2 separate regions of the Homo sapiens genome follow, and region 2 is linked to region 1. A link is an interaction called in ENCODE POLR2A ChIA-PET data of the cell type or tissue named here. Cell type or tissue: K562. All regions are shown on one strand. Each heading gives the region's core, and the rest is flanking DNA. Links, peaks and the distances in the headings are about the cores only. Region 1 overlaps SBDS (SBDS ribosome maturation factor). Region 2 overlaps TMEM248 (transmembrane protein 248).

Region 1 (15,976 bases), core at 1,632-9,631:
CCCAGCCAAAAGATTCTTGCATCTTTTGGGCAAAGCTCAAACCATTACTTACATATTGATAGCTGGAGAGGATGAAATTTAATTTTCTCTCCATCCAGTTACTCATTTTTTATGGTTAGTTAATAAATAGTGTGTGATAGAGAAAGATAGTGATTTCTTAAATGTGTTGGCATTTTTTTAGATTTTGACTAAAGGAGAAGTTCAAGTATCAGATAAAGAAAGACACACACAACTGGAGCAGATGTTTAGGGACATTGCAACTATTGTGGCAGACAAATGTGTGAATCCTGAAACAAAGAGACCATACACCGTGATCCTTATTGAGAGAGCCATGAAGGACATCCACTATTCGGTGAAAACCAACAAGAGTACAAAACAGCAGGTGAGTGGTTTCTCATGTCATCAAAATATAGCCATGGAAATCAGTTTTCTCTGAAGAAATCATTAAAATAATGGGTCTGGGGCCAGGCACAATGGTTCATGCCTGTAATCCTAGCACTTTGGGAGCCAAGATGGGAGGATTGCTTGAGGCCTGGAAACAGCCTGGGAAACATAGGGACGCCCCATCTCTAAATTTTTTTTTTTTTTTTTTGAGACAGAGTCTTACTCTATTGCCCAGGCTGGAGTGCAGTAGTATGATCTCGGCTCACTACAATCTCCACCTCCCGCGTTCAAGCAAGTCTCCTGCCTCAGCCTCCTGAGTAGCTGGGATTATAGGCACGTGCCACCACACTCAGCTAATTTTGTATTTTTAGTAGAGTTGAGGTTTCACCATGTTGGCCAGGCTGGTCTTGAACTCCTGACCCTAGGTGATCCGTCCGCCTTGGCCTCCCAAAGTGCTGGGATTACAGGCATCAGCTACCGTACCCTACCTCTAAATTTTTTAATATAAAAAATTAAATTTAAAAAAATGGGTCTGCATGGAAGCAAGTGGGTAGAGGTTTGGGGAAGAGATGGAGGAAAAGGACGGGGTTGTAAAGATAGGTAATTTTTTTTTTTCAAGTAAACACAAATATGTATATAGGACTTTCTTCTTCCTATCCAAATCAAACTTTTAAAGACAAAACTTGAGTTTTTAAAGGGTCATTTTAACACTTCTTTTTGAATTTTTTAATTTATATATAATTCACATACCATAAATTTCACACTCATAAAGTATGTACACTTTAAGTGGTATATTAACAAAGTTTTGGAACCTTCCCTGCTACCTGGTTCGAGAACATTTTCATCACCACAAAAAGAAAGTCAGTATCCATTAGTAGCCATCCCCCATTTTCCCCCCACAGGCCCCTCCCAACCACTAATCTCCTCTCGTTATGGACTTCTCAATTCTGGACATTTCATATAAATGGAATCATACAATATGTGGCCTTTTCATGGTTCATACATGTTGTAACCTGCATCAGCATGTCATTTCTTTTTTATGCCGGAATAATAGCCCACTGTACGGAAAGAAACACATTTTGTTCATTCATCTATCAGTTGATAGACATTGGGTTGCTTTCACTTTTGAGCTATGATGAGCAATGCTGCTATAAAATTTCTTGTATGTTTCTGTGTAGACATATGTTTTCATTTCTGTATACCTGGTGACTACCAAACCTATTTCTAAAACAGCTGCACCATTTTACTTTACCACCATCAGTGTTTAAGAGTTCAGTTTCTCCACATCCTCAGTAATACTTGTCATTGTCTGCCTTTTTGATGATGGCCATCCTGGTGGTATCTTGTCGTGGTTTTGATTTGCATTTCCTTAATGATGATTTGAGCATATTTCCATGTGCTTATTGGTGCCTCGTCTGTCTTCTTTTGAGAAATCTCTGTTCAGGTTCTTTGCCCACCCCCCCCGCCCTCTTTTTGCAAACTCTGCCTCCCGGATTCAAGCAATTCTCCTGCCTCAGCCTCTTGAGTAGCTGGGATTACAGGCGTGCACTACCACACCCGGCTAATTTTTCTTTTTTTGTATTTTTAGTGGAGACGGGGTTTCACCATGTTGGCCAGGCTGGTCTCGAATTCCTGACCTTGTGATGCACCCGCCTCGGCCTCCCAAAGTGCTGGAATTACAGGCGTGAGCCACCACACCTGGCCTTCACTTTCTTCATAGTTTTTTGAAACACAAAAGCTTTTCTTCTTGATAAGTCCAATTTTTCTATTTTTTTTTTAACGGTCACTTATGTTCTTAATGTTATACCTAAGAAACCATTACCTAATCCAACTACATGGAAACTACTTTGTTTTTGAAAACCTTATGAAATAATATAGTAGAAGAAATTGCATTCTCGATTTTGTCTTGGTAGGCTTTGGAAGTGATAAAGCAGTTAAAAGAGAAAATGAAGATAGAACGTGCTCACATGAGGCTTCGGTTCATCCTTCCAGTCAATGAAGGCAAGAAGCTGAAAGAAAAGCTCAAGCCACTGATCAAGGTCATAGAAAGTGAAGATTATGGCCAACAGTTAGAAATCGTAAGAGTCAAATATTTTCTTTGCTTCATGTTACCTAAATATTGTATTCTCTAGTAATAAATTTGTAGCAAACATTTAGATGTTGTAAACGTCAGATATTTTCTTTTCTTTTTTTTTTTTGAGATGGAGTCTCGCTCTGTTGCCCAGGCTGGAGTGCAGTGGTGCTATCTCAGCTCACTGCAAGCTCCGCCTCCCGGGTACACGCCATTCTCCTGCCTCAGCCTCCTGTGTAGCTGGGACTACAGGCACCCGCCACCAAGCCTGGCTAATTTTTCGTATTTTTTAGTAGAGACGGAGTTTCACCGTGTTAGCCAGGACGGTCTTGATCTCCTGACCTCATGATCCACCTGCCTCAGCCTCCCAAAGTGCAGGGATTACAGGCGTGAGCCACCGCGCCCAGCCAGATATTTTCTTAAGACTAAAGGTTGGTCAGCCTTGTTTACCACAAATCCTTTTATTTTTTTCCCAGCATTTATTTTTGTCATATATTATGCGTAGTGTTTTAGATACATGATTTTAGCAAATTTAGCAACTATTTAAAATAAGCCACTTAAAAATTGCTATTTTAGTGGAAGATTGATAATTCCAATTACCTTAAAAATTTTGCAAAAATTAGTACAAAGCACACTATGGAAATTTACATTGAGTTTTCAGAGATAGCTCAATTGCATGCTTTACTCCAGTGCTGATCATAATCCTAAAAGACAATCCCAAATGCCACAATCCCAATGTTGAAATCATAAAAAAATCAAAATCTCTAAAGTCCAAAGCCTGAACTTCTAATATCTTGAAAATCACAGTTCCAAAAGATTGAATCCTGGCTGGGCGCGGTGGCTCATGCCTGTAATCCCAGCACTTTGGGAGGCCAAGGCAGGTGGATCACCTGAGGTCGGGAGTTCGAGACCAGTCTGACCAACATGGAGAAACCCTGTCTCTACTAAAAATACAAAATAGTCTGGCGTGGTGGCACATGCCTGTAATCCCAGCTACTCGGGAGGCTGAGGCAGGAGAATCACTTGAACCTGGAAGGCAGAGGTTGCGGTGAGCCAAGATTGCACCATTGCACTCCAGCCTGGGCAACAAGAGCGAAACTCCATCTCAAAAAAAAAAAAAAAAGATTGAATTCTGAATGATGAAATTCTGAAAGCTGAATTCTGGCAAAAGGATTAGCACTCTTTGAGTTGTATGCAGGATAGTCGCGTCTGGTTAATTGCATCATGTGAGGAAAAGCTAGGACCTTGTTATTGTCTTCATTTGAAAATTAAAAATGGTTTAAAGAGATGAGTCTGGGTGCCAAGTTGATAAGGGGTGGAATTGTGGATGTAATTTTAGGTGTCAACTTGACTGGAAAGGAATCCCTAGAAGCCTGATAAAGCATTGTTTGGGGTATGTCTGTGAGGGTGTTTCCAGAGGATATTAGTGTGTGAACCTGGTGACACTAAACACAGAACATTTTAAAGAAGCAGCGAAACCATTATGTCCTTATGACCTCACCCCACAGCTTCAAACACAGTGTAAATTGAGCTGTCTACAAATTCATGTTTTCAAGGCTTTGCAGCTTATTTATTTATTTATTTATTTATTTATTTTTGAGACAGGGTTTCACTCTTATTGCCCAAGCTAGAGTGCAATGGCGTGATCTCAGCTCACTGCAACCTCTGCCTCCCGGGTTCAAGCGATTCTCCTGCCTCAGCCTCCCGAGTAGCTGGGATTACAGGCATGTGCCACCTCGCCCAGCTAATTTTGTATTTTTAGTAGAGACGGGGTCTCTCCATGTTGGTCAGGCTGGTCTCGAACTCCCGACCTCAGGTGATCCACCCGCCTCGGCCTCCCAAAGTGCTGGGATTACAGGCTTGAGCCACCGCGCCCTGTCTGCAGCTTCTTTTTAAAAGTAAATGAGCTGTAGAGAAGTGTTGAGTATGTGAGTATCCACTGTAGATGTGAACTAACTCATCTGACACTACTTGAAGTTCTAAAATCTTTGCAAAACTGTACACATGGGCCAGGCACAGTGGCTCGTGCCTGTAATCCCAGCACTTTGGGAGGCCAAGGTGAGCAGATAACATGGTGAAACCCTATCTCTACTAAAAATACAAAAAATAAGCCAGGTGTGGTGGTGGGTTCCTGTAATCCCAGTTTCTTGGGAGGCTGAGGCAGGAGAATCACTTGAACCTGGGAGGCGGAGGCTGCAGTGAGCCAAGATCACACCACTGCACTCTATCTCAAAAAAAAATAAATTAACATACACATGGTGTCTACATAAGTCTTCACATTGCTTTTTCTCCTTCATACGTGGAGGTGACTTTACTGAGCTATAAAATGTAATGCTAAATTTTAGTATGAGAAGAATCAGAGTTTTCTAGTTTGTCCCTTCCATTTACAGCTGAAGAATCAGAATAAGTGTTTAAACATAGGGATTAATGCCTTGTCACAGGGGGCTACATGGACACTTGAGGGCAGAGGCTAAACTGGAACCCAGTGTGCCGCCCTACCCATTGTCTTATCTATTGCACCATAGAACTGTGGTATTATTAGAGATCTGGACAGCATTGTGCTTGCCTCAAAGGAAGTTAAAGCTGAGTTTATTCTGTGTCTTGCTCATCCTCATGTGGTAATCTGCTACGTTAAATGTTTCAGGTATGTCTGATTGACCCGGGCTGCTTCCGAGAAATTGATGAGCTAATAAAAAAGGAAACTAAAGGCAAAGGTTCTTTGGAAGTACTCAATCTGAAAGATGTAGAAGAAGGAGATGAGAAATTTGAATGACACCCATCAATCTCTTCACCTCTAAAACACTAAAGTGTTTCCGTTTCCGACGGCACTGTTTCATGTCTGTGGTCTGCCAAATACTTGCTTAAACTATTTGACATTTTCTATCTTTGTGTTAACAGTGGACACAGCAAGGCTTTCCTACATAAGTATAATAATGTGGGAATGATTTGGTTTTAATTATAAACTGGGGTCTAAATCCTAAAGCAAAATTGAAACTCCAAGATGCAAAGTCCAGAGTGGCATTTTGCTACTCTGTCTCATGCCTTGATAGCTTTCCAAAATGAAAGTTACTTGAGGCAGCTCTTGTGGGTGAAAAGTTATTTGTACAGTAGAGTAAGATTATTAGGGGTATGTCTATACAACAAAAGGGGGGGTCTTTCCTAAAAAAGAAAACATATGATGCTTCATTTCTACTTAATGGAACTTGTGTTCTGAGGGTCATTATGGTATCGTAATGTAAAGCTTGGATGATGTTCCTGATTATCTGAGAAACAGATATAGAAAAATTGTGCCGGACTTACCTTTCATTGAACATGCTGCCATAACTTAGATTATTCTTGGTTAAAAAATAAAAGTCACTTATTTCTAATTCTTAAAGTTTATAATATATATTAATATAGCTAAAATTGTATGTAATCAATAAAACCACTCTTATGTTTATTAAACTATGGCTTGTGTTTCTAGACAACTTCCTAACTCCCTTTCTTTTCTCTGCCTGTGTCTGTGGTAGGGTTAGGGAGTTGTCAGGAGAACTGAATAAGTCCATATGAAGAGTGCTTAGAACAGGGCCTGTACTTGTAAACACCTGAAAAATTTTTGCTAACACTTGGGATGTAATTGGGAAGAATTATTTTAGTATTTAAACACTTAAATGGACAAGATGCAAGCTTTTAAAAATCTACTTCAAGGCCAGGGGAGGTGACTCACACCTGCAATCCCAACACTTTGGGAGGCCGAGGCAGGCGGATCACCTGAGGTCAGGAGTTTGAGACCAGCCTGACCCACATGGTGAAACCCTGTCTCTACTAAAAATACAAAAATTAGCCAGGCATGGTGGTGCACGCCTGTAGTCCCAGCTACTCGGGAGGCTGAAGCAGGAGAATCACTTGAACCCAGGAGGCAGAGGTTGCAATGAGCTGAGAATGTGCCACTGCACTCCAGTCTAGGTGACAGAGTGAAACTCGGTCTCCAAAAAAAAGAAAAAAAATCTATTTCAAAAGATACATTCTAGAATATAAATTAAATTCACTCAAAATAAACATACAGATGTATTTCTGGACAGCAGTTTTTAACTGAAGACAGGCTTCTTGACTTGAAAAGGTACTGATTGGTTTATAAGCACACACAACTCCCTGCTAATACAAGCTCTCAGAAATGTCCCTTTAGTTTAAAATAACTAACATTGAGGTTATAAAGTCAAAATTTTTTCTTATATTGTTAACAAAATACATTGATAACATGGGAATGAACACTTTTTCTGTTAATGCTAAAGCTAGGCTGCTGTTTTGATACAGCTATTTGTTCAATATATCAATAGTTCTATCTTAGTAAAAAAATATAAACATTTAATAGAACATTTCCTTAAGATTTTCTGGGGCCAGGCGCAGTGGCTCCCACCGGTAATCCCAGCACTTTGGGAGGCCAAGGCGGGTGAATCACTTGAGCTTGGGAGTTTGAGACCAGCCTGGGCAACACAGTGAAACCCCGTCTCTACAAAAATACAAAAAATTAGGCATGGTGGTGTGCACCTGTTTTCCCAACTACTTGGGAGGCTGAGGCAGGAGGATCACTTGAGCCCGGGAGGCGGAGGTTGCAGTGAGCTAAAATCACCCCACTGCACTCCAGCCTGGACAACAGAGCCAGACCCCATCTCAAAACAAAGATTTTCTGATTCTGAATATTCATTTTTTCTAAAAAGCTGGAACTTCAAGAAATGTCAAATGTGGATCACATCTGAGTCATCATCTAAACTTATTTTTTTAATTTTATACTAATTTCATTATCAAAGAACTTAACATTTTTTGGTTCATGATCATCTTCCCAGTACCACAGCCATAATGGATTATTTTAAGGATTGGTTTGACTTTTTCAATGCAAGCTGATGGTGTGTGCATTTGGTCACAATGACATTTCAGACTTAGGCCTCTTCTTTTACCACAGTTCTTTTCTCTGAAGCTTCCCTTGTACCCCATACACAAGTATTTGCTCCAGTTGCTGGAAGCCAGTACTCTACTTAAATTCCTTCATGGGTCTGGATTTATTCAAACTTGTATTAGAGCTGCTTAATTATCTGCCTTCAGGCTAGACTGTGAGCTCCTTAAGGGCAAGGGACTTAGCAATGTGTGTGTATATCCCACCATGCTTTGGACCTAGCAGATGTGGAGTAAATGTCTGAAATAATAAACACGTGGACCAGGCACAGTGGCTCATGCCTGTAATCCCAGCACTTTGGGAGGCCCAGGTGGGCAGATCACCTGAGGTCAGGAGTTCAAGACCAGCCTGGCCAAAATGACGAAACCCAGTCTCTATTAAAAATACAAAAATTAGCTGGCTGTGGTTGCTCACGCCTGTAATACCAAGACTTTGGGAGGCCAAGGCAGGCAGATCACGAGGTCAAGAGATCGAGACCATCCTGGCCAACATGCTGAAACCCTGTCTCTACTAAAAATACAAAAATTAGCTGGGCACGGTGGCGCATGCCTCTAGTCCCAGCTACTCAGGAGGCTGAGGCAGGAGAATCACTTGAACCTGGTAGGCAGAGGTTGCAGTGAGCCACTGCACTCCAGCCTGGGTGACAGAGCGAGACGCTGACTCAAAAAAAAAAAGAAATTAGCTGGGCATGGTGGCGGCCGCCTGTAATCCCAGCTGCTCAAGAGGCTGAGGCTAGAGAATCTCTTGAACCTAGGAGGCAGAGGTTGCAGTGAGCCAAGATTCTGCCACTACACTCCAGCCTGGGTGACAAGAGCAAAACTCCATCTCAAAAAAAATATATTTTATATCAGAACTAAATGTAAACATAAAACTATCAGATACTGGCTTACACCTGTAATCTCAACACTTGGGGAGGCCAAGGCTGCCGGATCACGATGTCAGGAGATGGAGACCATCCTGGCTAACACGGTGAAACCCCGTCTCTACTAAAAATACAAAAAATTAGCCGGGAGTGGTGGCACGTGTCTGTAGTCCCAGCTACTCGGGAGGCTGAGGCAGGAGAATCACTTGACCCTGGAAGATGGAGATTGCAGTGAGCCAAGATCACACCACTGCACTCCAGCCTGGGCGACAGAGCGAGACTCCATCTCAAAAAACAAACAAACAACAACAACAAAAAACTGTGAGTTAGTAGAAAATATAAGGAAATATTTAACCTAAGGGTTAAAAGACTTTCTTAAGAAAAACAGAAACCTAAAAATTATCAAGGAAAATACCAACAGATTTAACTACATAAAAATGTAAAATTTCAGAATGACAGAAGACACTTTAAAGAAAGTTTAAAGAGTCCAGGCACAGTGGCTCATGCCTATAATCCCAGCACTTTGGGAGACCAAGGCAGGAGCATCGCTTGAGTCCAGGAGTTCAAGACCAGCCTGAGCAACATAGCAAGACTCTGTCTGTACAAAAATTAAAGAATTAACTGGGTGTAGGCTGGGTGCAGTGGCTCACGCCTGTAATGCCAGCACTTGGGAGGTTGAGGCGGGCAGATCACCTGAGGTCAGAAGTTCAAGACCAGCCTGGCTAACACGGTGAAACCCCATCTCTACTAAAAATACAAAAAATTAGCCGGGTGTAGTGGCACGTGCCTGTAGTCCCAGCTACTTGGGAGCCTGAGGCAGGAGAATCGCTTGAACCCGGGAGGCAAAGGTTGCAGTGAGTTGAGATTGCACCATAGCACTCCAGCCTGAGCCTAGGCGACAGAACAAGACTCCGTCTCAAAAAAAAAAAAAAAAGAATTAACTGGGTATAATGACACATGCCTGTAGTCCCAGCTACTAGAAAGGCTGAGGTAGGAGGATTGCTTGAGCCTGAGAGGTTGAGGATGCAGTGAACCATGATCAGGCCACTGCACTCAGCCTAGGCAACACAGTGAGACCCTGTCTCAAGAAAAAAGTTTAAAGATATTATGGCTCAGCTAGGCACAGTGGCTCATGCCTGTAATCCCAGCACTTTGGGAGGCCAAAGCTGGTGGATCACTTTAAGTCAGGAGTTCAATACCAGCCTGGGCAACATGGTAAAACCCTGTCTCTACTAAAAATACAAAAAAAAAAAAAATTATCTGAGCATGGTGGCACGCGCCTGTAATCCCAGCTACTCAGGAAGCTGAGGCAGAAGAATCTCTTGAGCCCAGGAAGCGGAGGATGCAGTGAGCTGACATTGTGCCATTGCACTCCAGCCTAGGCGACAGAGAATAAGACTCTGTCTCAAAAAAAAAAAAAAAAAAAAAAAAAAAATTATGGCTAGGAGAAAATATGTGCAACAGGTAAGACAGGTAAAATGCCAATAAGTTATGACCAACCAAGAAAAAGGTCTAATATTCACCCCTAAGCATGGGGAAAATTGACACATTAATTTAAAATTAAATGCAAAATAGGATATTCAGCTTCTCTCAGAGAAATGCTAAACAATGAGAAATCATTTTCTACCCATCATATTGAAGAAAAGGTAAGAGATTAATTGTGATATTGGCAAGGAAGTGAAGGAACAGGCACGTTCATGCATTTACTGATAGAAGCATAACTGGCTCTAACCTTTCAAGAAAGTAATTTGGTGGTATCTTTTTTTGTGATGGAGTCTCCCTTTGTTGCCTAGGCTGGAGTACAGTGGCACGATCTTGGCTCACTGCAAACTCTGCTTCCTGGGTTCAAGCGATTCTCCTGCCTCAGCCTCTCCAAGTAGCTGGGATTACAGGTGCATGCCACCACGCCCAGATAATTTTTTTTTTTTTTTGTATTTTTAGTAGAGACGAGGTTTCACCATGTTGGCCAGGCTGGTCTCAAACTCTGTTTTTTTGTTTTGTTTTGTTTTTTTGAAATGAAGTCTAGCTCTGTCACCCAGGCTGGAGTGCAGTGGCGTGATCTCGGCTCATTGCAACCTCCACCTCCCAGGTTCAAGCAATTCTCATGCCTCAGCCTCCCCAGTAGCTGGGATTACAGGCACCCGCCTCCATGCCCAGCTAATTTTTATATTTTTAGTAGAGACGGGGTTTCACTGTGTTGACCAGGCTGGTCTCGAACTCCTGACCTCATGATCCGCCTGCCTCAGCCTCCCAAAGTGCTGGGATTACAAGAGTGAGCCACCATGCCTGGCCAGGTCTCAAACTCTTGACCTCAGGAGATCCACCTGCCTCAGCCTCCCAAAGTGCTGGGATTACGGCATGAGCCACTGCACCTGGCCTGGTGGTATCTTAAAATTTTTAAATATGTGCACTTTTTTTTGTTGTTGTTGTTGCAGGAGGAGGGTCTTGCTCTGTCGCCCAGGCTGGAGTGCAGTAGCAAGATCACTGCTCACTACAGCCTCAACCTCCCTGGCTCAAGTGATCCTCCCACCTCAGCCTCCTGAGTACCTGGGAAGACAGGCAGGCACCACCATGCCCGGCTAATTTTTTTTTATTTTTCGTAGATACAGAGCCTTGCTATGTTGCTCAGGCTGGTCTCAAACTCCTGGCCTCAAGCAATCCTACCACCCCGACCTCCCAAAGCCCTGAGATTATAGGCATGAACCACTGTACCTGGCCATGTGCACCATTTGATACAGCAATTGATTGCTCTTTAGGCATCTATCTGCCAGAAATAAAATTACCTAAATTCTAATGTTATTTTCTGCTTGTATTAGTAAAAACTGAAAATGGCCATCAATAGCAAATATAGGCTGAGTATCACTTATTCCAAATGCTTGGGAAATAAGTATTTAAAATTTCAGATATTTTTTCAGATTTTGGCATATTTTCATGCCTAATTCAAAAATTCAAAAATCAAAATGCTCAGGGACCATTTCCTTTGAGCATTATGTTTCTAATTTGGGGTTTTTTTCAGATTAGGGATACTCAACCTATAGTTAAATGAATTGTAACATCTACTTATTGTGGATTTTTTTTTTTTTTTTTTTTTTTTTTTGAGATGGAGTCTCGCCCTGTTGCCCAGGTTGGAGTGCAGTAGTGCAATCTCAGCTCACTGCCACCTCCAACTCCCGGATTCAAGTGATTTTCCTGCCTCAGCTCCTGAATAGCAGGGACTACAGGCACGCATCACCATGCCTGGCTAATTTTTGTACTTTTAGTAAAGACAGGGTATCCCTATTTTGGCCAGGCTGGTTTTGAACTCCTGACCTCAGGTGATCCGGCCCATCTCAGCCTCCCAAAAGTGCTGGGATTACAGGTGTGGGCAACTGCACCCAGCCTATTGTGGAATATTAAGTATATTTTAACAAATGAGACATCTTCCCGTATGTCCTACAGGGATGTCCATGGTAATAAGTGGAGGAGGGGTAGAGATGGAAGAGGGAATAAAACTATGGAGGAATGTATTATGGCGTGATCCCATTTTTGTCACTTTTTTGGAGGAAAAACCCTAAATATGTGTGTACAGGTGTATATACGGTTGAAAGAGCATAGAAAAATCTGTGGAAAAATATACATGTAACCTACACAAGCATATTACAACCAGCATGATTAGTTTTGAAATAAAGTTTTCAGCCAGTCACGGTAGCTCATGCCTGCAATCCCAGCACTTTGGGAGGCAGAGGTAGGCGGATCACCTGAGGTCAGGAGTTCGAGACCAGCCTGGCCAATGTGGTGAAACCTCATCTCTACTGAAAATATAAAAATTAGGCCAGGCGCAGTGGCTCATGCCTATAATCCCATCCTTCTGGGATGCCAAGGCTGGTGGATCACTTGAGGACAGGAGTTCAAGACCAGCCTCGCCAACATGGTGAAACCCCATATCCACTAAAACACAAAAAATCAGCTGGATGTGGTGGTGGGCACCTGTAATCCCACGTACTTGGGAGGCTGAGGCAGGAGAATCACTTGAACCAGGGAGGTGGAGGTTGCAGTGAGCCAAGTTTGCACCATCGCACTCCAGCCTGGGCAACAAGGGCGAAACTAGCGAAATCTGTCTCAAAAAAAAAAAAAAATACAAAAATTAGCTGGGCATGGTGGTGGTGCCACCTGTAATCCCAGCTACTCAGGAGGCTGAGGCAGGAGAATCGCTTGAGCCTGAAAGGCAGAGGTTGCAGTGAGACGAGAGCACGCCACTGCACTCCAACCTAGGTGACAGAGTGAGACTCTGTCTCTAAATAAATAAATAAATAAAGTTTTCAAAAGCATATGAAAATACCAATTTAATAAGCTTTTTGGAAAATTTAAAGTGAAACTGCACTTTTATTCTCATTCAGATTCACTTTCAAAGATCTCTTCTGCCCTGCCCTTTAGAAATTGTGAGAGGCTTCCCTGGGTCTTGGAAGTTGAGATCTTGAACTTTTTCCCTAGCATGACCAGTGCTGTTGCCAAAATGCCAGGGGTTTGGTGTAGGTCCTGCCGCTTGCTGCACAGAAAGCCAATCAGTAGTGCCAGGGAAGAAGGCTTTAATTGGGTGCTCCAGCCAAGGAGATGGGAGATCAGTTTCAAATTTGTCTCCCTGACCAACTAAAATTAGAGGTTTATATAGGAAGGAAGAAATGTAACTACATGCAGTAAAACAGGAATTAGGGAGGGGTAAGGAAGAGGAGTTGATCAACAGGCAGCAGGTGGTCTGTTAGGCCATTATGACAGATGAGGGGTTCTGCATCTCATTGTCCAAATGCAGTGATCTGGTAAGTTTCAGTTCCTTGATACCATCTGGGAGGCTTGATGGTTGATTTCCTGAGAAAGGAACTCAGATAAGGCAAATGTCACTTTCTCAAATTTCAAGACTGGAAAGGTCAATTTGTTTCTCTTTTTGCTTTTGCTTTTGTTTTGTTTTGAGACAGGGTCTCACTATGTTGCCCAGGCTGAAGTGCAGTGGCTATTCACAGGCGTGATGCCACTACTCATCAGCACAGGAGTTTTGACCTGCTCAGTCTCCGACCTGAACTGGTTAACCCCTCCTTAAGCAACCTGGTGGTCCCCCACTCCCAGGAAGTTGATGCTAAACTTAGTGCAGACACCTGATTGGCATAGCGCACTACAGCCCAGAACTCCTGGGCTCAAAGGATCCTCCCGCCTCAGCCTCCCAAGTAGCTGGGAATACCAGCACACTCCACCACACCAGGCTAGAAGTGTCAATTTCTATGTTTATTCAAAAGAAACCATAAACATCTGCTCTATGAAAGAACTGAGTCAGTTTCAGTACCTTAGCAGGTGACACAGACTCTGTTGTGAGAACGGAAAGCCCAGGAAAGAATTGTAGATTACTGGTTTCAAGCTGTCTTATACCTACCTCAGGCACTAGGAGGCATGGAGAGTTTGCAAGGAAGTGATGAGGAGATTTAAAAAGAAAAGGCAGAAGAGATGGAGAGTGGATGGAAAGCTCCCAATAAAGAGAGGCTGGCCAGGCGCGTTGGCTCATGCCTATAATCCCAGCATTTTGGAAGGCTGAGGCAGGCGGATCACCCAAGGTCAGGAGTTCGAGGCCAGCCTGGCCAAAATGGTGAAATCCCTTCTCTACTAAAAATACAAAAAATTAGCTGGGAGTGGTGGTAGGTACCTGTAATCCCAACTACTAGGGAGACTGAGGCAGGAGAATCACATGAACCCAGGAGGCACAGGTTGCAGTGAGCCGAGATCGCACCACTGCACTCCAGCCTGAGTGACAGAGTGAGACGAGAGAGAGAGAGAATAGGAATGTTTTGAGCAGAGCAGTTACTTCTTGCTGCAGTTCCTTTTCCCCAGAACAGTCAAAATGTGCTGGCCCTTACTTTTCTTCACGTCCCTCTCCTCCTAGGCTGGGATCCAGGAGCCCCAGGACTTGGTGCCACTAAAATAACTGCCGCATTTTTTTTTCCTTGAGTTTCATGGCATGGATCACAGATTTCAGCTTTGAATCTTTGAATGTTTTGAATGTTTCAGCTTTCAAATGTTTTGCTTTTCTCCAAATAGCCTAAGCTATAGTGAACCATAGAAGGGCAATGAGCAAGCCATCATACCCAAACATTTCTAAATCAATCCATTTTCCATCATGACTCAGTACATGTATACATCTGTAACAGAGTGCAGTGGTGCAATCATAGCTCTCTGCAGCCTAGAACTCTTAGGTTCAATCAATCCTCCTGCCTCAGCCTCCAGAGTTGCTGGAACTACAGGCTTGTGCCACCACGCCTAGCTAATTATTTTAACTTTTTGTAGGGACAGGGTCTTCCTATGTTGCCCAAACTTAATCTACTATTTTGTTTGTTTGTTTGAGACAGAGTCTCGCTCTGTTGCCCAGGCTGGAGTGCAGTGGGGCAATCTCTCCTCACTGCAATCTCCGCCTCCTGGGTTCAAGTGATTCTCCTGCCTCAGCTTCCCAAGTAGCTGGGATTACAGGCGCCCCCTACCATGCCCAGCTAAATTTTTTTTTTTTATTAGAGACGGGGTTTCATCACAGTGGCCACGCTGGTCTCGAACCCTTGAACCCAGGTGATCCACCTGCCTCAGCCTCCCAAAGTGCTAGGATTACAGGCGTGAGCCACTGTGCATGGCCTTAATCTACTATTTTTTGTGGCAATAATTAGATGCTTAATTCTCTAAGTAAAAATTAAATCCAATTCCAAGGTTTGCAAAGCATACTAAGTATACCCAAACATCTTCAGAGAAACTATGCTGAGCAATTTCTTTACCGTATTTTGCCCAAACACAGTAATGAATACAGCTGAATATTCCCTGCATGTTTTGCTAATTTCATACTTTCCGTCAGTACACAGAACATGGCAACTGTGTGTCTCAAGTGTTTTTCAGACATCGTCTGACTTACCGTAACTGTCTGCATAGTAGACCTGGTATTATGCATCTTACACAGATGGAGAATTTGAAGTTAAATACGGGCCCAGGTGCACAATTACATTTCAGGGCCCAGAATTTAGGTATAAATGTTGGACTTAAAGAGTGCTGTTTTATTTTTAGAACACTAATTCAGTAAATAAAGCAGCAGACATGGGCTTATGATTCATTCACCTTATTTGTGAAAAGAAAAGCCTAATAACCTCAGCTTCTTTGTCAAGTGGTTTAGCAAGTCACATCAAGAGAAAAGGAAAGCGCTGGGTGCGGTGGCTCATGCCTATAATCCCAGCACTTGGGAGGCTGAGGCAGGCATATCACTTGAGGTGAGGAGTTCGAGACCAGCCTTGCCAACATGGTGAAATGCCATCTCTACTAAAAATACAAAAATTAGCCGGGCGTGGTGGTGGGCACCTGTAATCCCAGCTACTTGGGAGGCTGAGGCAGGAGAATCGCTTGAACCTGAGAGGTGGAGGTTGGCGTGAGCCAAGATTTTATCACTGCACTCCAACCTCGGTAACAAAGCAAGACTCGGTCTCAATTAAAAAAAAAAAAAAAGGAAAGGAAGCTGGGAAAAAATGCAATGAGACTAAAAGTTACTAAAAAATAGCCCAAACCTTTAACAAAAGAAGCTTTGAGGCCAGGCGGTGGCTCAGGCCTGTAATCCCAGCAAGTTGGGAGGCCAAGGCAGGCGGATCACTTGAGGTCAGGAGTTCGAGACCAGCCTGACCAACATGGAGAAACCCTGTCTCTACCAAAAATACAAAATTAGCTGGGCATGGTGGCGCATGCCTGT
Region 2 (15,976 bases), core at 4,958-12,957, 57 kb after region 1:
GTGGAGATTTTGCCTGTCTTGTTCACAGCTACAGCCCTGGCCCCTGGCCCCTAGAACAGTAGCTGGCACACAATGAGCACTTATAAACACGAGCAAACTGCGACAACATTAGCAAAAAGCAATTTTTTAAAAAGTCTGTATCAGCGTTTAAATTTTAGAGACAAAAAGATGCATCAACAGCCCCTAAAAATCAACAGCAACACATTTTCCATGCCACTTTCACTCAACATTGTTTTTCTGACATCTCTGTTGATCTCTGTTGATCTAGTTCGTTGAATTTCACTGATGTATATATGTAATTGTTCTGTGGTTGAGTTATTCCAGTCTGAGGGGCCTAGCTGGGTTCCTGTTACTGTTTCACCCACCAAGCGCATTGCAACAGGTACAAGAGTGGCTGTAGTACAACAAAGTCACAGAGTAGGGCCTGTCTTCAACCTGATATTGTCAGACCACTCTCCAAGGAGATCAACCAGTTTACACTTCCCCAGCAGTGAAGGAGCCTGCTCCATTCCATGAGATTTGTGCCAACACTTGATTTCCTAAGGCATATTAATATGGTCCAAAAAGACAGATGTGAAATGATATCTCTATTATTTTAAATGGTATCTCCCTGAAACAAAGCATCTTTCCGCTTTTTTAATCAGCCATTTAGGCCCAATCTTAACTGAACTGCCTGAATCCTCTGGTAAGTTACTAATAGGGTGTTAGTCTATTTCTTATTGATGTTTAGAAATTCCTTTTGTGTTTTGGGTACTAAGCCTTTAACAGTTTTATATGTTACGTATAATTAATCCAAGTCTGGGTTTTCTTTAATATGGTTTATGGTATCTTTTGCCATATGAAAGGTTCTTGAGAAGCCAGGCACAGTGGCTCACGCCTGTAATCCCAGCACTTTGGGATGCCAAGGCAGGTGGATCACGAGGTCAGGAGTTCAAGACCAGCCTGGCCAATATGGTGAAACCCCGTCTCTATGAAAAATACAAAAAGTAGCTGGGCATGGTGGCATGTGCCTGTAGTCCCAGCTAGTTGGGAGGCTGAAGCAGGAGAATCAGTTGAACCCGGAGGGCGGAGGTGCAGCAAGTCGAGATCACACCACTGCACTTCAGCTTCGACGATAGAGCGAGACTCCATCTCAAAAGAAAACAAAAAGAAAAGAAAAAGAAAGGTTCTTGATATTTTTAATAGTATTAAGAAATAATTCACATACCATACAATTCACCCATTTAAAGTATACAATTCAATGATTTTTGGTATATTCACTGATTTGAACAACAACCCTCACTATCAATTTTCAAATGTTTTCACTGTCCTATAAAGAAAGCCCAACCTATAACAGATACATAAAAAATAAAAAGAAATTAAAACATACCACCAGAGAAAAATCACCTTCACTAAAATGAAGACAGGAAGGAAGGAAAGAAAGAAGACAAGACCACAAAACAACCAAAAAACAACTAACAAAATGGCAGGAGTAAATCCTTACTTATCAGTAACAACACTGAATGTAAATGGACTAAACTCTCCAATCAAAAGACACAGTGGCTGAATGAATAAAAAAACCAGATCCAACGATGTGTTGCCTACAAGAAACACACCCTACCTATAAAGACACACATCAAATGGAAATAAAGAAATAACCGGGCGCAGTGGCTCACACCTGTAATCTCAGCATTTTGGGAGGCTGAGGTGGGCAGATCACCTGAGGTCAGGAGTTCGAGACCAGCCTGACCAACAGTCAGTTTCTTTAGTAGAGAAACCCTGACTCTACTAAAAATACAAAAAATTAGCCAGGTGTGGTGGTGCATGCCTATAATCCCAGCTACTCGGGAGACTGAGGCAGGAGGATCACTTGAACCTGGGAGGCAGAGGTTGTGGTGAGCCAAGGTCGCGCCATTGCACTCCAGCCTGGGCAACAAGAGCAAAACTCCGTCTCAAAAAAAGAAAATAAAGAAATGGAAAAAGATATTCCATGCAAATGGAAACCAAAAAAGCGCAGAGCAGAAGTAGCTATATTTAATCAGACTAAATAGATTTCAAGACAAGAACTATAAAAAGAGACAAAGAAGGTCAAACGGTCAATTCAGCAAGATGATGTAACAATTATAAATATATATGTACCCAACACTGGAGCACCAAGATACATAAAGCAAATATTAGAACTAAAGGGAAAGACAGACCCCAGTACAATCATAGCTGGAGACTTCAACACTCTGCTTTCAGCATTGGACAGATCTAGACAGAAAACCAAGAAAGAAATGACTTAATCTGCACTACAGACCAAATGGACCTAACAGATCACATGGATCATTCCCAAAAATAGACCACGTTAGGCCACAGAACAAGTCTTAAAACATTAAAAAAAATACAAAATTATATCAAGTATCTTCTCTGACCACAATGGAATAAAACTAGAAATCAGTTACAAGAGGAATTCTGGAAACTATACAAACACATGGAAATTAAATAACATGCTCCTGGATGGCCAGTGGGTCAATCAAGAAATTAAGAAGGAAATTAAAAAGTGTCTTGAAACAAATGAAAATGAAAACACAACATACCAAAACCTATGGGATCCAGTGAAAGCAATACTAAGAGGAAAGTTTATAGCTATAAGCACCTACATAAAAAAGTAGAAAAACATCAAAAAAGCAACATGCAATGCATCTTAAAGAATTAGAAAAACAAGAGCAAACCAAACACAAAATTAGAAGAAATAATAAAGATCAGAGCAGAAATAAATAAATTTGAAACAAAAAAATATAAAAGATCAATGAAACAAAGAGTTGGTGTTTTGAACCAGATGAAGTCAGAAAAAAGAGAGACAAGATTCAAAGAAATAGTATCAGACATGAAAAAGGAGACATTAAACCAACATCACAGGACTTCAAAGGATCATTACAGGCTACCACGAGCAACTGCACACCGGCTGGAAAACCTAGAAGAAATGGATGAATTCCTATACACACACAACCTACCAAGACCTGATGGCTTCACTGCTGAATTCTACCAAACACTAAAAGAAGAACTAATACCAATCCTACGTAAACTATCTCAAAAAGCAGAAGAAGAGGGAGTACCTCCAAACTCATGCTAGGAGTCCAGTATCACCCTGATACCAAAACCAAAGATACATCAAAAAAAAAAGGAAAACTACAGGCAGATATCCCTGATGAAGATTGTTGTAAATCTCTTCCAAAACATACTGGCAAACCGAATTCAAAACATTAAAAAGATCATTCATCATGACCAAGTGGGATTTATCCCTTAGAAGCAAGGATGGTTCAACATATGCAGATAAATCAAAGCGATACATCATATCAGCAGAATAAAGGACAAAAACCATATGATCCATTCAACTGATGCTGAAAAAGCATTTGATAAAATTAAATATCTCTTCATGATACAAACCCTCAAAAAAACTGGGCTTAGAAGGATCATACCTCACACAATGAAAGCCATATACAACAGGCCCACAACTAGTATCACACTGAATGGTGAAAAACTGAAAGCATTTCCTCTAAGATCTGGAACATGAAAAGGATGCCCACTTTCACCACCGTAATTCAACAGAGTACTAGAAGTCCTAGATACAGCAATCAGACAAGAAATAAAGGGCATCCAAACTGGAAAGGAATAAAATAAATTATCCTTGTTTGCAGATGGTATGATCTTATATTTGGATAAATCTAAATACTCCATCAAAAAACTAGAACTGATAGACCAATTTTCAGTAAAGTTGCAGGACACAAAAACAACCTACAAAAATCAGTAGCATTTCTACGTGCCAATAGAGAGCAATCTAAAAAAGAAATCAAGAGGTCAGGCATGGTGGCTCATGCCTGTAATCCCAGCACTTTGGGAGGCCAAGGCAGGTGGATCACTTGAAGCCAGGAGTTCGAGACCAGCCTGGCCAACACGGTGAAACTCCATCTCTACTAAAAAAAATAAAAATTAGCTGGGCACGATGGTGTGCATCTATAATCCCAGTTACTCATGAGGCTGAGGCATGAGAATCCCTTGAACCTGGGAAGCAGAGGTTGTAGTGAGCCAACGTCGTGCCTCTGCACTCCAGCCTGCACAACAAAGTAAGACTCCGTTTCAAAAAAGTATAAAAACTATTTACATAGTACTTGCATTGCATTAGGTACTGTAATCTAGAGATGATTTAAAGTAAATGGGGCCAGACGCAGTGGCTCACGCCTGTAATCCCAACACTTTGGGAGGCCAAGGTGGGTGGATCACCTGAGGTCAGGAGTTTGAGGCTAGCCTGGCTAACATGGTGAAACCCTGTCTCTACTAAAAATACAAACGTTAGACAGGTGTGATGGCAAGCACCTGTAATCCCAGCTACTTGGGAGGCTGAGGCAGGAGAGCTGCTGGAACCCAGGAGGTGGAGGTTGCAGTGAGCTGAGATTGCGCCACTGCACTCCAGCCTGGGTGACAGAGCAAGACTCCATCTCAAAAATAATAATAACAATAATAATCTGGAAACAACACTAGTTAGGTTAAGATTAATATGATTCATAAATAAAAATGTCAACAGTAAATCAGAGTTCAATTTATTGAGCAAGAACAAAAACTTATTTTTGTTTTTTTGTTTTTTTGGACACAAGAGTCTCACTCTGTCGCCCAGGTTGGAGTGCAGGGGCACAATCTCAGCTCACTGCAACCTCCGCCTCCTGGGTTCAAGTGATTCTCCTGCCTCAGCCTTCTGAGTAGCTGAGATTACAGGTGCATGCCAACATGCCTGGCTAATTTTTGTCTTTTTTTAAGTAGAGACAGGGTTTCACCATGTTGACCAGACTGGTCTTGAACTCCTGTCCTCGAGTGATACGCCCACCCTGGCCTCCCACAGTGTTGGGATTATAGGTGTGAACCACCACACCTGGCCCAAAACCTTAGCCTTATATAAAAATGAATAGGACCCACTTACCACTTGGAACTACAATTATGAAACATTCAGGAAAACAGTAGAAAAATCTGAATTAGAATTCACTTCAAGGAAAACTAATAGTCATTAAAAGCACATCACACCAGAATTTAAACAATTATATCAACAGAAATACCCACAAAATGGCAAATATTGTCAACATAAGCCAATTTAATTTAGGGAAACTTCCAGCACAGGACAATTATAGTCACTAAAAAAGCGAAAGAATGGACCGGGCGCAGTGGTTCACGCCTGTAATCCCAGCACTTTGGGAGGCCAAAGCGGGTGGATCACCTGAGGTCAGGCGTTCGAGATCTGCCTGACTGACATGATGAAACCCCATTTCTACTAAAAATACAAAAATTAGCTGGGCATGGCGGCGTGTGCCTGTAATCCCAGCTACTCAGGAGTCTGAGGCAGGAGAATCACTTGAACCCAGGAGGCAGAGGTTGCAGTGAGCTGACTTTGTGCCACTGCACTCCAGCCTGGGCAACAAGAGCAAAAGTCCATCTCAAAATAATAATAATAATAAAATAATAATAATAATAAAAGAAAGCTTGAATAAAACTATTAAGATTCCAAACATTTTACAAACTTAAAATTCCTTTCTACCATTCACAAGCGTTTTCAAATAGGAAATTAATGAAGACTAAATAAATGTATCCCCTCTGCAAAGAGTTACGAGAAAATTTCTGTAAGCGTCACAGTGGCAAATGTTAGTTTTAATTAATGAATAAATTAAGTTCTGTTTAGGAAAAAAAAAAAGAAAAAGAGATAAAAGAAAGCACACTATTTGACCCCTCCCGCTAAATTCATTCCAACTCCAATTAGGGCATCCTGGTATTGACCAAGATGAAGAAAGAAATGACCACTGCTGGGAAGCTGCCTCTCTGAAAAGTTCAGGGATTTAGGGTACACTGAACATGGCCAAAAGGCAAATTCACAAGCACGTGAGAACATGTGATGAAAATCTATCAGCACAGTACCTTAGATCTCTGAGACTAACTCAGTGAAGACGCTAAACATCAGACGGCACTGTAAGCAAGCAAAAGGCAATACCAAGATTATCCCAAAGATATCTCTAGCAACCCACAAGTTACAAGAACACAAGTTCCTTAAAAAGGGGCGTGGAAACAGCTGTGTTATAAACTTTCTGGAAACCAACTTGGCTATACATATCAATAGTGTTAAAATCTGGCATATTTTATCTCCAACATTCTACTTCTAAGAACTAAACCTAAGGAAACACCCATTGCTCCAAAGATTTAACTACTCAGAGTTATTTTTGGAGTGTTTGCAATTGTTAAAAAATGGAAAACTACATATCCAACAATAGCAGGGGACAACTGAATAAAGCAGGATTTCTCCCCAGTATTGTACCTATCAAAAACACAAGATCTGGGCGTGGTGGCACACGTCCATAGTCCCAGCTACGTGGGGGGCTGAGGCAGGAGGATGGCTTGAGCCTGGGAGTTTGAGGCGGCAGTGAGCTATGATTGATTACGCCACTGCACTCTAGCCTGAGCAACAGAGTGAGTTCTTATCCCCCACAACCACCAAAACAAAGCGGGAGCTAGGCACAGTGGCTCACGCCTGTAATCCCAGCACTTTGGGAGGTCGAAGCAGGCGGATCACCTGAGGTCAGGAGTTCGAGACCAGCCAGGGCAACATGGTGAAACCCTGTCTCTACTAAAAACACAAAAAATTAGCCGGGTGTGGTGGCGCGTGGTTGTAGTCCCACCTACTCAGGAGGCTGAGGCACAAATTGCTTGAACCTGGGAGGTTGAATTGAGCTAAGATCGTGCCACTACACTCCAGCCTGGGTGATGGAGTGAGACTCTGTCTCAAAACAAACAAACAAAACACCCACAGGATCTTAAAATATCACATACAGTTGCCATAAAAAAATAAAATCGGCCAGGCGCGGTGGCTCATGCCTGTAATCCTAGCACTTTGGGAGGCTGAGGCGGGTGGACTGCCTGAGCTCAGGAGTTCGAGACTAGCTTGGGCAACATGGTGAAACCCCATCTCTACTAAAAATACAACAAATTAGCCGGGAGTGGCAGCGTGCGCCTGTAATCCCAGCTATTGGGAGGCTGAGACAGGAGAATTGCTTGAACCTGGGAGGCAGAGGTTGCAGTGAGCCGAGATCACGCCACTGCACTCCAGCCTGGGTGTCAGACTAAGACTCCATCTCAAAAAAAAAAAAAAAAGTTCTCAGGGAAAACTGTGCTCTGCACAATCCTCCATCTGGCGAGGTGAGAACAGGGATGGAGAAACTGAGGCAACAGGTAACCAACAGAAGGCGCTTTACGTAAGCAAAAGGCAATATCCAGGTTACCCTGATAATATTTCAAGCAACCCACAGGTTGCAAGAACACAAGTTCCTTAAGGGTGGCCAGGAAAAGACTGTGTTATAAACTTTCAAAACACTACTAGTTCAGGTGAAAGGGAGAGGTGTGGGAGGAGATGCTTACTTTTTATTACATGAGTTAACAAAAACACAGTTAATTGTGTTGGTGCAAAAGGAATCGCGGTTTTCACCAATACATAATGGCAAAAACCACGATTACTTTTGTACCAACCTAATATAAGGGGAGGAAAGCAGCTAGTAAAGGAGGAAGGCCGGATGGGTGCAGTGGCTCACGCCTGTAATCCCAGCACTTTGGGAGGCCAAGGTGGGTGGATCATGAGGTCAGGAGATCGAGACTATCCTGACTAACATGGTGAAACCCCGTCTCTACTAAAAGTACAAAAAATTAGCCAGGTGTGGTGGCGGGCGCCTGTAGTCCCAGCTACTTGAGAGGCTGAGGCAGGAGAATGGCATGAATCCAGGAGACGGAGCTTGCAGTGAGCCGAGATAGCACCACTGCACTCCAGCCTGGGTGACAGAGCGAGACTCTGCCTCAAAAAAAAAAAAAAAAAAAAAAAAAAAAAAGGAGGAAGGCCTCCTGGTTGGGCACAATAACTCACACCTGTAATCCCAGCACTTTGGGAGGCTGAGATGGAAGGATTGCTTGAGGCCAGGAGTTAGAAACCAGCCTGGCCAACACAACAAGACCCCGTCTCTACAAAAAACAATTTTTTAATAAATTAGCTAAGCATGGTGGTGTACACCAATGGCCCAGCTACTTGGGAGTCTGAGGTGGGAGGACTGGCTCAGCCCAGGAGGTCAAAGCTATAGTGAGCTATGATCATGCCACTGCACTCCAGCCTGGCCAACATGGTGGAAAAAAAAAATGTAATTTTGCAACTTAATAACATTTTATCAGAAAAAAAGTAAGTTAACATTCATTATGCCACAGACACAGGAAGCCTTTCAGTTTCTCCCTCTCTCCAAAGCCCGCATATGTACACATGGCTACTTGTCCAAGTTTTAAACTAACTTTATTGTAGTTTTAAACTGTTCTTTTTTTTTTTTTTTTTTTTTTTTGAGATATTGTCTCGCACTGTCACCCAGGCTGGCATGCAGCAGTGTGATCTCTGCTCAACCTCTGCCTCCCAGGTTCAAGCGATTCTCCTACCTCAGCCTCCCAAATAGCTGAGACTACAGGTGCACATCACCACGTCCGGCTAATTTTGATATTTTTAGTAGAGATGGGGTTTCACCATGTTGGCCAGGCTGGTCTCAAACTCCTGACTTCAAGTGATCCACCTGCCTCAGCCTCCCAAAGTGCTGGGATTCCAGGCACAAACCACCACACCAGGCCCACCATTCATCTTAAATGAGATTTTCTACCTTAGGTTAAATGGGAAGTTTCTGAAAGTTGAGGAAGAGAGGATGGGAGAAGCAAGCCTGCTCTCTACGCCAACCAAAGGAAATACATCGGACTTGTGCTAAGACAGAATGACAGAAACTCACCTTCATGTAGCAGAAAGTAGCATTTCTCAAATATCCTGTGATGTCTGAGACCCTCAAAGAGCTTTAAGGCCGGGGTTACAAACCCTGAGCCTAGTAAACAACAGTCATCGATGCGATGCCAGATTATCCAACACTTAGAGCTGAAGACACTTACTGGTATCAAAGAAACCCTGTGCAAGCTCCAGCACCCAGCTGCCCCAAGCACTGCGCAGAAACCATCTTCCTGCCCCACCGCAAAGCAGTGCAGGCAGAATGAACCTTCAGAGAGACAAGTGAGAAGCAACGAAGACACAGGAGAACTTCAAGGTCTCCAGTAATCTCTGGGCTGCTAAGTCCAAAGCTGGAGCTCCAGTCCCTAACTCATGTTGCTGCAGCATCTGATACAGAAGTGGGGTGGATCCTCTCCCAGTTTCCACTCCGGGTTTTCTTAACATTCATCTGGCCACCCCTTCCTTCTCAGGATCCTTCAAAAGCTGGTGTTCCCAAGTTCCAGCTGGGGCCTCTGCTCAAGGGGGACACGCTCATTCATGCCTTAATCCCATTTTATGTACCTACTCACCTCCAGATCCAAACAGTCACCTACTGGAGCTATCTCCTTAGATGACCCAAAGGCCATCAAGGCCAAAACTTATCCCAAGGCACCAAACTGGCTCCTTCCCTAAGGAAAAACACCGTCATTTACCTAGTGATCCCTGCCAGTCATTCTTTTTTTTGAGACAGGGTCTGGCTCTGGTGCCCAGGCTAGAGTGCAGTGGTATGAGCATGGCAGCCGCCTTGACTTCCTGGGCGCAAGCGATCCTCCCACCTTGGCCTCCCAAGTAGCTGGGACTACAAGTGCATGCTACCACTCCTGGCTAATTTTTGTATTTTTTGTAGAGATGGGATTTTGCCATGTTGCCCAGGCTGGTCTCAAACTCCTGGGCTCAAGCGATCCTCCCGCGTCAGCCTCCCAAATGCTGGGATTACAGACGTGAGCCACTGCGCCCAGCTCCTGCCAGTCATCCTTGACACTCTGGCTCTCCTACAACCAGTTACCAAGTCCTATCGTTTCCACATTTTAAGTGTCTCTCAAGGGCAGCTCTCACTCCATCCCCACTGACACTGCCTCCCTGCACCCTCAGCCAAATTAAATTGTTGTCTGAGCCGGGTGCTCACAGATGTAATGCCAGCATTTTGGGAGGCCGAGGCAGGTGGATCACCTGAGGCCAGGAGTTTGAGAGCATCCTGGCCAACATGAAACCCCATCTCTAATAAAAATACAAAAATTAGCTGGGCATGGCGGTGCACGCCTATAATGCCAGCTACTCAGGAAGCTGAGACAGGAGAATCGCTTGAACCCGGGAGGCGGAGGTTGCAGTGAGCCAAAATCAAGCCACTGAACTCCAGCCTGGGCACGAGAGCAAGAGTCTGTATCAAAAAAAAAAAAAAAAAAAAAAAAAAAATTTGTCTCTCATTTCCATGATATTGTTTCTGCATTCCTCCTACCTTGGACAGTGCCTGACACCAGGAAGGTGCTTAACAATAATAACGTCTACCGTCATTGCCTACTTTTTGAGAGAGGCACTGCTCTAAGAGTTTTGCACCTATTGTGTATGATCCCTAAAACATCTCTATTTTACAGATACGGAAATTAAGGCATATAGAAGTCAGCTAATGTGCCCATGATCACACGGGAAGTGAACCTGGATTCAAATCCAGTTGGCCTCCAGAGCCCATGCATTAACCATTAAGTTCTACTTCGGTCCAATAAATGATATAGGTTTGCATAAAGAAGTCAATCTGGCAGGGCACAATGGCTCCTGCCCATAATTCTAGCACTCTGGGAGGCTGAGGCCAGCCGATCACTTGAGCCCAGGAATTCGAGACCAGCCTGGAAAACACAAGAAGACCCTGTGTCTACAAAGAATACAAAATTTAGCTGGGTGTGGTGGTGCACACCTGTAGTCCCAGCTACTTGGGAGGCTGAGGTGGAGGGATCACCGGAACCCAGGAGTTTGAGGCTACAGTGAGCTGTGATGGCACCACTGCACTCTAGCCTGGGAGACAGAGTTAAACCCTATCTCAAAAAATGAAAATAAAAAGGAAAAAAAAAATTTTTTTAAGAGTCAATCCCATCAAATGAGAAAAGGCAGAAAAGCATCCATATAATTTTGCAATCGAGACATCAATAGTGATGTAAGCAAAACCCCTTTCACTAGGGTGATAGAGGCAAAAACCAGGTGACAAGGACGAAGGAGTGAGAAGAGAGCATTCTTAACAGCTACCACTTAGAACATGCCATTCCCAGGCACCGTGCCAAGCGCTTAACATATTTTTTAATCCTTGCAACACTGCTAGATAGATACTACTATTCCCACTTTACAGATGAGAAAACTGAAGCAAATGAGCTTAAGTAATTTGTACTAGGTCATGCTGCAAATAAATGGCAGAAATGGATTCTGACTTAATTCATCTGACCCCAAAAGCCATGCTATCAATCACAATGCCAAGGTTGATAAGACAGTTTCAAGTCAAATGCCAAAGTGAAAAAAAAAAACAACTCACATGCCATAGATATACAAAGTGCATTTTAGTCACTGATTTTAACAAAGACACAAGTAAGAGATCAACTTTTTTGAAGTTTAAAATGTTTAACTTAGTTTCTTTTTTTTTCAAGACTGAGTTTCACTCTCATCACCCAGGCTGGAGTGCAATGGCACAATCTCAGCTCACTGCAACCTCTGCTTCCTGGGTTCGAGTGATTCTCCTGCTTCAGACTCCTGACTAAATGGGATTACAGGCGCCCACCAGCAGGCCTAGCTAATTTTTGTATTTTTAGTAGAGACAGGGTTTCACCAAGCTGGTCAGGCTGGTCTTGAATTCCTGACCTCAGGTGATCCACCTGCCTTGGCTTCCCAAAGTGCTGGGATTACAGGTGTGAGCTACCGTGCTCAGCCTATTTTCCATTTCTTTAGCAGGATTCCTCCCATCTCAGCACTCATTCATCAGTTAAGAGTATGAAGCAAAGACTGGCACAGTCTTCTGCCAATAGTGTCTTGTTTCTTAATGTGATACAATTCACAGTGTAGAACAGACTTTCACAATAACTCACGTTTAAAAGGAACCAAAGAGAGACTGGGCATGGTGTTTCATGCCTGTAATCCCAACACTTTGGGAGGCCAAGGTCAGAGGATCACTTGAGCACAGGAGTTCGAGACCAGCCTGGACAACACAGTGAGACCCCGTCCCTAAAAAAAAAAAAAAACAAAACCCAAATTAAAAAAAATTAGCTGGGCATGGTTTCACCTATAGTCCCAGCTAATTGGGAGGGCAAGGCAGGAGGATCAGTTGAGTCCAAGAGTTCAAGGCTACTGTGAGCCACGGCTATGGTCACACCACTGCACTCCAGCCTCGGTGACAGGGAGAAACCTTGTCTCAAAAAAAAAAAAAAGATCAAATAAGAAATTACAAGAGAAAGCATAGTTTTAGTTGCTAAACGTGTAGTTTAGGCAACATCAGTAGTCTCATAAAGACAAAAGGAAAGGAATGTAGGCTGACATAATTACATGTCTGGAACCAGACTTACTTCTAAAACTCAGACTTCCCGTTTATTTCTCCTCACTTACGGTTGTTAATGAATGCATCGTTCCATTTTCAAAATCATGATATAAAACCATGGTAACGTTCAACCCCCCCGCTTCTTAAAAAAATTCACTACAGTCTCAAGATGGAAAATAATTTATCTTTGTTCTTTAGTTTTTTAAATAATTGCCAACCATCTTAAACACCAAAATTAAAAGTACTCCCATATTAAAATTTAATAATCTGGGGCTTAATTTTTAAGAAAACAAGTCATGAGGGATGCCAAGATCAAACAAAAGCTAATAGTTCAGTATGAAACCTTTCTGTAACCAAACTCAGTGTGTAAGACTGGGACATGTTTGAAAAACAGCACTTGTAACCAAACAACACAAAAGTCCAAACGGCAGTGTTTCGAAGGCTGTGTCATGTACTCCCCAGGATCACACTCAGGTATGTAATCACACGCAGAAAAAACACTACAGACCTCTTGTCAAATGTATTTGATTCGTACATGAGAAAGTTAACTTAAGGATTTCCATGTTCGAAATCAATCTAAATGAAAATTCAATTTGCTAAAACCTCTATCTTTCCTCCTTTCTGTTTTTTCATTTTAAAGAAAGGCCAAGGTTCTTTGTCCATTTTTCTTTCTTTTCTTTTTTTTTTTTTTTGTTTCAGATGGAGTCTTGCTCTGTCACCCAGGCTGGACTGCAGTGGTGCGAACCCGGCTCACCACAACCTCCACATCCCAGGTTCAAGTGATTCTCCTGCTTCAGCCTCCTGAGTAGCTGAAGTAGCTTGTAAGCATGCTTACAACCATGTGCCACCACGCCCAGCTAATTCTTGTACTTTTAGTAGAGACAGGGTTTCACCATGTTGGCCAGGTTAGTCTCGAACTCCTGACCTCAAGCAATCCACCAGCCTTGGCCTCCCAAAGTGCTGGCATTACAGGCGTAAGCCACGGTGCCTGGCTGCCCATTTTTCAATTGGATTTTTTGTTTTCTTGCTACTGAGTTGTTTGAGCTTTGTATATATTTTGGATATTAACCCCTTTTCAGACGTATGGTTTGCAAGTAGCTTCTCCAAATCCCTAGGGATTAAAAAATGGGCAAGGGACACGAACAGATGTTTCTCAAGAGACCGACAAATGGCCAACAGATATAGTTGGCCAACATATCACAATCACTAGAGAAGTGCAAATTAAAATCACAATGAGATATCATCTCGCGCCTGTCAGGATGACTTTTATCAAAGAAAAACAAATGCTGGTGAGAATGTGGAGCTAAGGGAGCCGTCATGCACTGTGGGAATGTAAATTAGTACAGCCAAGATGGAAAACAGCACAGAAATTCCTTTAAAAACTAAAAATAGGCCGGGCGTGGTGGCTCACGTCTGTAATCCCAGCACTTTGGGAGGCTGAGGCGGGTGGATTATGAGGTCAGGAGTTCAAGACCAGCCTGACCAACATGGTGAAACCCTGTCTCTACTAAAAATACAAAAAATTAGCGTGGCGTGGTGGCGTGCACCTGTAATCTCAGCTACTCGGGAGGCTGAGGCAGGAGAATCGCTTGAATCCAGGCAACAGAGCGAGACTCTGTCTCCAAAAAAAAAAAAAAGAAAAAACTACAAATAGAATTATTTCATGATCCAGCAATCCCACTGCTGAATATATACTACCCCAAATTGAAATCAGATTGTCAAAGAGATGTCTGTTCACTGCAGCACTATTTGCCACAACATGGACAGAAGCGATGAACGTTATACTAAGAGAAATAAGCCAGGCATAGAAGCACAATATAGGATTCCACTTATATGTGGAATCTAGAAGACAATGGAACTCATTGCAGCAGAGAGCAGAACTATGGTTACAGAAGCAGGGGGTGGGGAACAGGGAGATGATGGTCAAAGGGTACAAAGTCCGTTAGAGAAAAGGAATATATTTTTTCTTTTTTGAGTTATATTGCACAGTGTGGTAAATATAGTTAATACAGTTATTTTTGGGTGGCTCACACCTTTAATGCTAGCATTTTGGGAGGCCAAGATGGGAGGATCACTTGTGCCCAGGAGTTTGAGACCAGCCTGAGCAACAGAGTGAGACCTTGCCTCTACAAAAAATCAAAAAATTAGCCAGGTGTGGTGGTGTACATCTGTGCTCCCAGCCACTCAGGAGACTGAGGCAGGAGTATGACTTGAGCCCAGGAGGAGGAGGGTGCAGTGAGCCATGATCACCCACAGCACTCCAGCCAGGACAACAGAGCAAAACTCTGTCCCGTAATAATTATTTTTTTTAATTAAAAAATAGGGCCGGGGCTGGTGGCTCACGCCTGTAATCCCAGCACTTTGAGAGGCCAAGGCGGGCGGATCACGAGGTCAGGAGTTCAAAACCAGCCTGACCAACATGGCGAAACCCCATCTCTACTAAAATACAAAAAAATTAGCCAGGCGTGGTGGTGCGTGCCTGTAGTCCCAGCTACACGGGAGGCTGAGCCAGAAGAATCGTTTGAAACTGGGCGGCGAAGGTTGCAGTGACCGAGGTCATGCCACTACACTCCAGCCCAGACAACAAGGTGAGACTCCATCTCAAATAAATAAATAAATAAAAATAAGGCCAGGTGTGGTGGCTCATGCCTGTAATCCCAGCACTTTGGGAGGCCGCAGTGGGCGGACCACCTGAGGTCAGGAGTTTGAGACCAGCCTGACCAACATGATGAAACCCTGTCTCTACTAAAAATAGAAAAATTAGCCAGGCATGGTGGCGGGCATCTGTAATCCCAGCTACTCAAGAGGCTGAGGCAGGAGAATCGCTTGAACCCGGAAGGCGGAGGTTGCAGTGAGCTGAGATCGCGCCACTGTACTCTAGCCTGGACGACAGAGCAAGACTCTGTCTCAAAAAATATATATAAAATAAAATAAAATAAGGGCTAAGGCTGAGGCCAGTGAGGTCCTGAGATCAGTCATATCATCTAGAGCAATTACATGGCATCCTGTGTGAATGGCTTCAAAGGTTCTTCAGTACTGGGCAAGGGAAACACACCATCTCTGTGACATGGACCAGATTTCACTAAAAACCCTCTGGAGAGGACTGAAGGGCTTGCCATTTATCCTTTGGCTGTAGCCAGAGCTGCAGAGACCAGACTAGAGCTGTGCTCCTGCAAACTGAACACAGGCACTGAAACAACTCACAGACATCAAATTTAATTTCCTGATTGTCAATACCAGACAGGAATGACAATCAGCATCTTTTTCATTGTCCTTAATAAAATAAGTTAAGCATTGTTTTATGCCAACGGCCTCTTACAGAACAAGACAAACTCATTAAATGAAAACAATTCTTTAGAAACCAAAGGCCAGGCCTGGTGGCTCACGCCTGTAATCCCAGCACATTGGGAGGCTGAGGCAGGCGGATCACTTGACGTCAAGGGTTTGAGACCAGCCTGGCCAACATGGTGAAACCCTGTCTCCATTAAAAATACACAAATTAGCTGGGTGTGGCGGCATGCACCTGTAGTCCCAGCTACTCAGGAGGCTGAGGAATCGCTTGAACCCAGAAGGCAGAGGTTGCCGACTGCGTCACTGCACTCCAACCTGGGCAACAGAGCAAGACTCCATCTCAAAGAAAACAAAAA

What was found. ChIA-PET counts read pairs that join two places held together with the same protein. Peaks named below come from ENCODE experiments on the same cell type or tissue, not always from the same donor. Only the 100,000 strongest peaks of a DNase experiment are listed, where the experiment ranks them.
Region 2: POLR2A ChIA-PET joins it to region 1 with 5 read pairs; 20 of 35 experiments call an interaction of 5 or more read pairs at or near these places.

Annotation. Positions count from the first base shown.
Region 1 is chr7:66,977,623-66,993,598 of GRCh38, reverse strand. SBDS (SBDS ribosome maturation factor) reads left to right here. Exons shown (of 5, transcript NM_016038.4): 3 at 182-382; 4 at 2,298-2,462; 5 at 5,100-5,919. The coding sequence ends at 5,228. It also overlaps the pseudogene RN7SL43P. Among named protein-coding and RNA genes, the nearest start is that of SBDS, 10 kb to the left of the region's middle. In K562, for the core only: no CTCF peak of the experiment used is centred there; no DNase peak of the experiment used is centred there.
Region 2 is chr7:66,923,685-66,939,660 of GRCh38, reverse strand. All of the region lies in intron 1 of TMEM248 (transmembrane protein 248), which reads right to left. Among named protein-coding and RNA genes, the nearest start is that of TMEM248, 10 kb to the right of the region's middle. In K562, for the core only: no CTCF peak of the experiment used is centred there; DNase peaks (open chromatin) are centred at 6,416 and 9,170; H3K4me3 peaks cover 145 bases.